Linked DNA regions of Homo sapiens: region 2 is linked to region 1. A link is an interaction called in ENCODE POLR2A ChIA-PET data of the cell type or tissue named here. Cell type or tissue: OCI-LY7. All regions are shown on one strand.

Region 1 (4,000 bases):
CAGTGTCTGATCTGCCATGAGTGGAGGGGGAAGACATAGGACTAGGACTAGGACATGGCACTAATTCACACGTGTCACCATGGCATTCAGAGGAAGGTGAATATGCTAAGCAGAAAGTGATGGAGAAAGCCTGGTTAGAAACAGGGCTGACGTTTTGAACTCACAGAGTAGGAAGTAAGCTAGAAAATGTTTACACACTCGTTTTGAAGACTGACATTATGCTGCTTATTTAAAATAAAACTAGAGCATTCTAGGTCTAAGCACAGTCAGCAGGCCGGGCGCAGTGGCTCATGCCTGTAATCCCAGCACTTTGGGGAGGCCGAGGCGGGTGGATCACCTGAGATCAGGAGCTCGAGACCAGCCTGGCCAACATGGCGAAACCCCATCTCCACTAAAAATACAAAGATCAGCCAGGCGTGGTGGCACACGCCTGTAGTCCCAGCTACTTGGGAGGCTGAGGCAGGAGAATCACTTGAACCCAAGAAGCAGAGGTTGCAGTAAGCCAAGATCATGCCACTGCACTCCAGCCTGGGTGACAGAGCAAGACTCTGTCTTAAAATAATAATAATAATAAAGCACAGTTAGCAAAGACACTATTGCTGAGCTTCTCTTTGCTTGCTCTACTCTAGTTCTCTCCCAGAGATACCGTAAGTGCCAGCACTACCAACACGGTATCTTTCAGATCCCACTCAGACTGTGTCTTGTCTTTCCCTTGCTGGCCTCTGTTCCTGCTCCTGCTGGCAGGGTCGTCCATTCCAGGTCAATCAGGAAGAATCCTGCTTGGCAGTCCCACTCACTCCATGGGAGGAGCCAAACTAAAAGCAATCCTGTAACAAGGAAGGAGCATAAACCTCCCACAACTTGTATCCCTTTCTTCCCAGCAATATGACTGGAGACCTACTCCTAATCTGTGAATAAAAGACAGAAGCTGGGTGTGGTGGCGCACACCTGTAGTCCCAGCTACTTGGGAGGCTGAGGCAGGAGAAGGAGAATCACTTGAGCCCAGGAGTTTGCGTCTGTACTGCACATGATCACACCTGTGAACAGCCACTGCACTCCATCCAGCCTGAGCAACAGAGCAAGACCCTGTCTCTTAAAAAAAAAAAAAGAGAGACACAGAAAAACTATTCTTGAGCCCCAAGAGATTCCAGCAGATTCCTCAGAATTCTAAGCTTTCCAGTTTTATTTTAAAACAAACAGGCAATAGAGGACACAGACTGGAAGATATGAACAAGCAGAAATCCTTTTGAGTTCAGTTTGTATTTTAAATTATTTCATTTAACAACTCCACATATAAATTAAAAGGAGCAAATAACAAATTTCTTATTAAATGCAGGTTTTCAAGACTTAAAAGCTTAAAATCCAGTACAATGAATCTGTATACATTAACCATTAAGAACATTTAGCTAATGTCACATGCATGATGATGGTGACAATGATGAGCACCACTAGCAAGACAGACATTTTTATTACACTTCGAAGGATCAAATATCAATCTGTCTAAAGTGGTTATCTCCGAGAAGTGGGATTATAAGTACCTTTCATTTTCACATGACATATTTCTGTACTGATTAAATTGTTTCTTATTATTTTTATAATAAAAATGAATTTTTAAAAAGATAACATAGGCTTCTATCTAAAACAGTAAAAATGCAACAGAAATATGAAGACTACAAAGATTAACAAAATCAGAGGGTTCAGTCAAACTACGTCATCTTGCCTGTCTCTCTTTTTTTCCCCAATAGACTATGTTTAAAAAAAAAACAAACAAACAGAAGAATGTTTTAAATTTACTTACCTTTCAGGCCCCTAATATTATATTTTCTAAAGCTAAATAAGTACTTAGATTTTAGGAAGTTTTTCTTAGCTCTTACTAAACTATTATAATATAACGACTTATTAAGAAAAAAATATATGAAGTGAACTTCAATTAACACTAACATGTAAGGAGAAATTCCTTCTTTGGAGGGTTCACAGAATTCAGAACTACCCCCTCCTGCTATGACAATATAGGTGAAAGTCAGAAATAAACGAAGTTCATCTTTCTATTTATTTACAGTTTATACCCAACTTAATTTTTTAAAAAAAGATTTCAGAAAGATCAAGTCATCTGATCACTGACCTAGCTCCAGCAAGGTTACGTGGTAAATGCCACACACAATGAAGCCTCAAAGTGCCTGAAATGCTACAGCTCTTCTCGGACAAAAGCTGGCTCCAGGCACTGCATGAGACCTACTGGGACCTCTAGCCCTAGTCCAGAGACAGGCACCATGCACAGCGGTCACTAGGACCACAGGCTGGGCAGCAGCTGCAACAGCCACCCAGGTGTCCATCTGGGAAGCCCAAGAGAGAGGACTGTTCAGTTCCTCTTTGTCTCAAAGGGCCAGTCTACTAGACTGGCCCACTGTGGGGTCTGCTGTGTGTTCCAACCCTGGAGGTGACACAGTCCCTGCGATAAGAAGGCCAGACTGACGGCCCTACCATCGTTGCTCCTGGAGATCCTGATGCTACCCTCCTCACTACTCTCTCAGAGCCAGACCCAACTGCTGGCCCTAAAGGACATGTTTTAAAAGTACCACTCAATGACTTCTGGTTGAAGACAATAAGATATAAAAAATATAGTTAAAGATACCCCTGGGAAAAATTCGAGGTGAATGGCCAGGCACAGTGGCTCACGCCTATAATCTTAGCACTTTGGCAGGCTGAGGCAGGCGGATTGCGTGAGCTCAGGGGTTTGACACCAGCCTGGGCAACAAGGTGAAATCCCGTCTCTACTAAAATACAAAAAATTAGCTGGATGTGGCAACAGCGTGTACCTGTAGTCCCAGCTACTAGGTAGGCTGAGGCAGGAGAATTGCTTGAACTCGGGAGGCAGAGGCTGCAGTGAGCTGAGATCGCACCACTGCACTCCAACCTGGGCAAGGGAGCAAAACTCCGTCTCCCAAAAAAAAAAAAAAAAAAATGGAGGTGAATCTAAAAGTTTTCTTGATACAGCCTGATAGATTGCCCCCGGTATACGGGTGCCTCAGGGAAAGATAATGCTGGTAAAAGATTACCAAAATAAGTGAATCAGAGTGGTAAGGTGATAAATACACAAAGACATTTAAATCAAAAGGAAGAAATGCCAGGGCTAGGAATTAGAGGGAGCTCCTAAGATGATGTAGAAGAAAGCAAGAAGAGTACTTTAGGGGAAGCTCCAAGAGAGGATCATACAGAGAAGATGGCGTTCCATGAATGAGGGTGCAGCCTGGCCCAGGACCCAGCCTGGCCCTAGGATAACCAGCTGATGGGGTCAGAAAGGGCTGGGGGAGGACAAGTACTTCTAGGGGAGGCTCACCATGCAGAAAAGGGGTCTTTCAAAAAGACTGGGAACTGCAGTGTAAACAGAGTAAAACCGACTAAACCTAACTAGAAAGTAGAACTGCTGGTAGTGAAGTCTCAGGAAAGGATCAGTCCATATAAAATCTGCAAGCTGGGGTGTCCCAGACAAGGAGGCAAAAGGAGCTCGAAGGGCTCAGTGGTTGGGAATACTTGGCCATCACAAACAACTGGCATGGATGGAAACTCAAAATATATGAAATTGAATATGAAGTTAAGGAACACAAAAACCACTAAAATGAATACAATGACCTGAAACTAAACAGGTCCAACTTAAATGTTATTATACCCAAATACGAGGTCAATAGGATGTAGAACACCCAAGTGACAAAAAGCCTTCTGTAAAGTGTTTAAAAACCCAAGATTCAAGAAAACCAGAGGCAACAAGAAACATGTTTTTTTAAAAAAATAAAGCCAGCAAACATCTATAAAACATTTTTAAAAATTAAAACAACAAAATGCCCACCCAAAATAAAAAATTCCCGTAACCAGTTAGGACACAAAATCATACAATTTTTAAAACCCCAAAAGTCACATTTTGAAAAACTGCTCACTTAGCACATGTCTACAGCCAGGGGGCCCTGCCCAGGGTGGACTGCCACAGCCGCAGGCCGCCTCTGAT
Region 2 (4,000 bases), 670 kb before region 1:
CCAGCCTGGGCGACAGAGCGAGACTCCGTCTCGAAAAAAAAATTGTCAACTTAGTTTACACCTGATAATGAGCAAAGACGAAGCAACCTAGATGAGGCCCCTAAGGCTGGTGGCTGATGCTACCTAATCTATGAAACATGGAAACTCTGCCTTCTCCTGCCCCTCCGGGGTTGCTCGGGGAGTCAAGTAGGCTAAAGGTTGTAAACGTGCTTTGTGAACAGCAAAGAATTAAAGCCTTTTAAAGGGGTATCCCATCTGACAGAAGGATCCATCCTAAAGTCAGTGCCAAAGGGGAAAATTACCTCAAAATTCCCTTTGAAGATCCCTTAGCAAGGGAATGTGGAGTGTCTTGTAGAACACATCTAGTTTTGTACAAGGCACACTGTAGATATGTGTGTAGAAATGTACAATGTACAGAGCATTGCACAGAAACAACCAAGGGTTCATATGGCACACTGTGCGGAAAACGTGTGCTGAGCATCCAAACGCCAGAATTACACTCAGCTCTCCAAAGGAGTCCCTCCTCACCAGCCATTCAGGAGGCAACAGAAGGAATAGCCGGTTCGCCAGTCTCATCCTACCGCACCCTCTCTCCGAGATGACTGAGGGTGGCTGGAGTCTCATAAATCTCATAAATCACTGTACCTGTTTGAGCCCTTCTACATGTGACCCCTTCAACCCCACTGTGGGCTGCAGGGCTGAATACTGCATGTGTGTGTGTGCGCGCACACACACATGCACCCCCCCTACACATGCACCCCCTCACCCCCCGCACACACACACACATTCGTCCCTGGGCTCCACGTTACAAATCAAGAATAAAGTTAGCACTGGGCTGTGGATTTGGAAAGTAATCCTCTACTATACTCCTGAGTAAACATCTGGTTTCAACTATGTAGGCTTACCGAGTAATTTGACAGATTGGGCAGCTAGGCAAAAAGAAAATTTTAAAAAGTATAATTTAATACCAGATTCATGATTTTTCCACGCTTTTCACACATCTGAGCGAGCTGGTTTTGCTCCCCGGTGTGAAGTGTCTCAAGTACTTCCTTAAGCTTTTCCAGGATATTTTCAGCCAGGATGTTTCCCTGCAATCCATTTGTTCCCCTGCCCTTCAAATAAATGTCCTAAAACACAGAGATCACATGAGTTTGTGGCAAATTCCTGAGGCCAAAGGCCACCTCATCTTTGGGGGAGGTTGAAATATGTCCCTTCCTGGTCACTAAAACACCATCTGGGAGGAGGAAAGAACTCACATTCCACCCTGGGGAAGGCTGACAAGACCTGGAGAGGGAAGTGACTGTGAGAACCCTGCACGATGACACTTCCAGGCTGGCCCTGCTGTGGGCCTGTTACCAGTATCTGTTGTGAAAGTCACTACAAACTCCATCAGGTGAAACTGGAATCTGCGTTCCTTCAGTCCATTGAGTTTTGGTTAGGACCTACTCTGTCTTCCACAGAAACTCAGTCCAGTGGTAAGAAATGCTCACAGTCAATGACTGCACAGTTGGATATGCCAGTGGAGTGCAGAGAACGAAGGACCAGGTCTCACTGTGTCTTTTATTTTCTGTATTTTGATGTTTTGGCACCTGGGGCCTGCCCTCCCAGGGTTAGCCAACTCCTAGACAGAGTAAAGGATCTCACCTGGGACTGTGCTTTTCAGATGCAAACCAACCAACCCAGATCCCACACCCCCAACCATCCAACCTTCTCACACGCAGGCCACTGTCCATCTGCCCTAATTACCAGAGAGCAAGGCACAGCTCCTATGCCTCAGAGCCCACTGAAATGATTCACACTAGCCAGTCTTTAGCCTGCTTACCCTCCCCTCCCCATTTCTTCCTGTGGAAACCACAGCAAAGGCCCTGGACCACAGTTCCCTGCCATTCCTTTTGCTTCCTGATCAACCCTGGGGCTTCCCCATGTGGCCCTGCGTGGTGGGGGGCTCCCTCCTCTTGGGAACTCTGAGTAACAAACTACCTTTTCAATGGCAATCATCTCCTGATCTTTTGGCCCCAACAGAACCAGTGCAGGGAAGTGATTTCTTTTCCCTGGTGCCTCGGAAATGAGAAAAGAACTTGTCTTGAAAAGAGGTGGACCTGGGTTTGAATTCCAGCATAACACTCACTACAGAATGCTGCTGGTGTATAAATCTTTTCCAGGATTCAGCAGAATGAATACTCCAGGGAAGATGAATGGGCCTGCGCCTGGGATCTGGGCCTTTTTTCTTTTCAAAGAAAACTGAAGAGCACTGAAAATGTCCCAGAGGGTCTGCCTTCAGAGCTGGGCACACCAGTCCTCTTCCTCCCTCCCTTCTCAAATCTCTGCCTCTACTCAATCAGTCCAAAGCTCTTTCCCGCCCTTCTAGGCCGCAGGTGCAGCCAGTATCCCAGCCAGCACTGTCCCTCTGCTCAATCCTCTGTGTTCTGTCAGGGTGAGGACGCACAGCTACTTCTGCTCAACCCTCTTGGGACCGCACCTGCATGACCTGCCCAACCCCCAAATCCAGGCTCAACAAAATTTCTGCGAAGACCTCCAGTGTACTTCCTGTGCCCTTTGCAGGTTCCTTATGGGCTCCCGGAGTCTGAGGAGCCTGTGTGTCTGTCACCTGGGAGCAGGAAAGCCAGAGAGCAGGGCAGGGGACAAGGACCGCCTCCCTTACAAAGTGGAGCTTCAGAGGGTGCCATTATCTCTAGTTGCTTGGTGCATTAACTTAAAATCACAATAGAGAAATTAAGGTTGCCATGGACCTGCTCAGGGAGGGAAGATGAGGAAGGAGCTGTGCACGAGAAGCTCAGTCGTCGGAGAGGCAGCAAATGCCAGTAGCGTCTAAAACCAGTGGGCGAAGAATGGTGAGATAAACACATACTCAGAGCTATGGTGGTGACTGCAGGAAGAATGAGGTAGAAAAAGTTAGGAGAGATTGCCTCTGGAGAGTGGGACTAGGGGTGGGATGGCAGCATTGCTTTTCATTATAAACTCTTTTCTACACTATTTCTTTGATATGATTTAAAAATAAACATACAAATAAGTGAAAATTCCAGGTTGACAAATAAAATGATCCATCCAAATGTGTGGTGCTTCTGAGCTGTTGCCCCTGTCTCTGCAGTCACCTCATGGCACCCCTCCCCCAAAAGCCAGGTGATGACCGCCTGCCTCTCTCCCTGCCCTCCAGCCCCTCAGGATTCCTCTGCCTGCAACCTATTCCTTCTAGATTTCCTTCCTTCCTTCCACAAATATCCAAAGGGTCTGGGGCAACACCAGTCATGATTCCTACAGTCCAGCTGGCGAAATGTTACACAAAGAATTTCCATGAGAGCATGTGACATTGTGCTTTCAGAAGTCAACGTTATGATGACCCTTTCCAGGTTAAAATATGTCACTAGCTCCCCTCTGCTTACAGGATAAAATGCAAAGCCCTTTGCTTGATGTGTAGGGCCTCCTGGAATATGTCCTACTTACCCTTCGGGTGGGTACCCTAAAGCCCCAGGTGTCTCCCACAGCACCTTATGCTCAAGCCTCCGTGATCTCTGGGCCAGGCCCTTAAGCACCTCCTTTCTTAGGCTCTCTTTCTCGGGCCTTGCTATCTGCCACTGTCTCTTCCTAGATTGCCCTCTCCATCAGCATCAGTCCTACCGTAGATTCTATGCAGCAGTGCCTCCCCTGTGGCCTTCCTGTCCCCTGCGGTGCATTGCAGACCTGCACTGTGGGGTCTCCCATTATATGTGTGGTCTATCTCTCCTTAAAGGGTGAAATCTGAACCCTCATCAGCTCTGCTTCTCTGGTCTTCCACCACAGTGACAAGGCACCTAGCAAGTGCTAATAAATGGCCCTACCTACCCCAGCGCATACTGAACAAGCTGTTCTGTAAGAAAGTTCTCTCCAACCTTAGGCCACAATGTACATCCTCCTGTAGCTCCTCCCTGTGGGTCCTGATGGATCTTCTAAGCCTAAAGGAAAAGCCTGTCCTCCCCTGCCGATGCCCTCTCACAACCCTTCA

The links. Peaks named below come from ENCODE experiments on the same cell type or tissue, not always from the same donor. Only the 100,000 strongest peaks of a DNase experiment are listed, where the experiment ranks them.
Region 2: POLR2A ChIA-PET joins it to region 1 with 6 read pairs; 3 of 35 experiments call an interaction of 5 or more read pairs at or near these places.

The regions. Positions count from the first base shown.
Region 1 is chr9:93,481,147-93,485,146 of GRCh38, reverse strand. All of the region lies in intron 3 of FAM120A (family with sequence similarity 120 member A), which reads right to left. Among named protein-coding and RNA genes, the nearest start is that of FAM120AOS, 30 kb to the right of the region's middle. RefSeq lists an enhancer at 2,122-2,622. In OCI-LY7, no CTCF peak of the experiment used is centred here; no DNase peak of the experiment used is centred here.
Region 2 is chr9:94,148,313-94,152,312 of GRCh38, reverse strand. It overlaps the pseudogene LOC107987099. Among named protein-coding and RNA genes, the nearest start is that of MIRLET7A1HG, 16 kb to the left of the region's middle. In OCI-LY7, no CTCF peak of the experiment used is centred here; a DNase peak (open chromatin) is centred at 2,462; H3K4me3 peaks cover 1,104 bases; H3K27ac peaks cover 1,343 bases.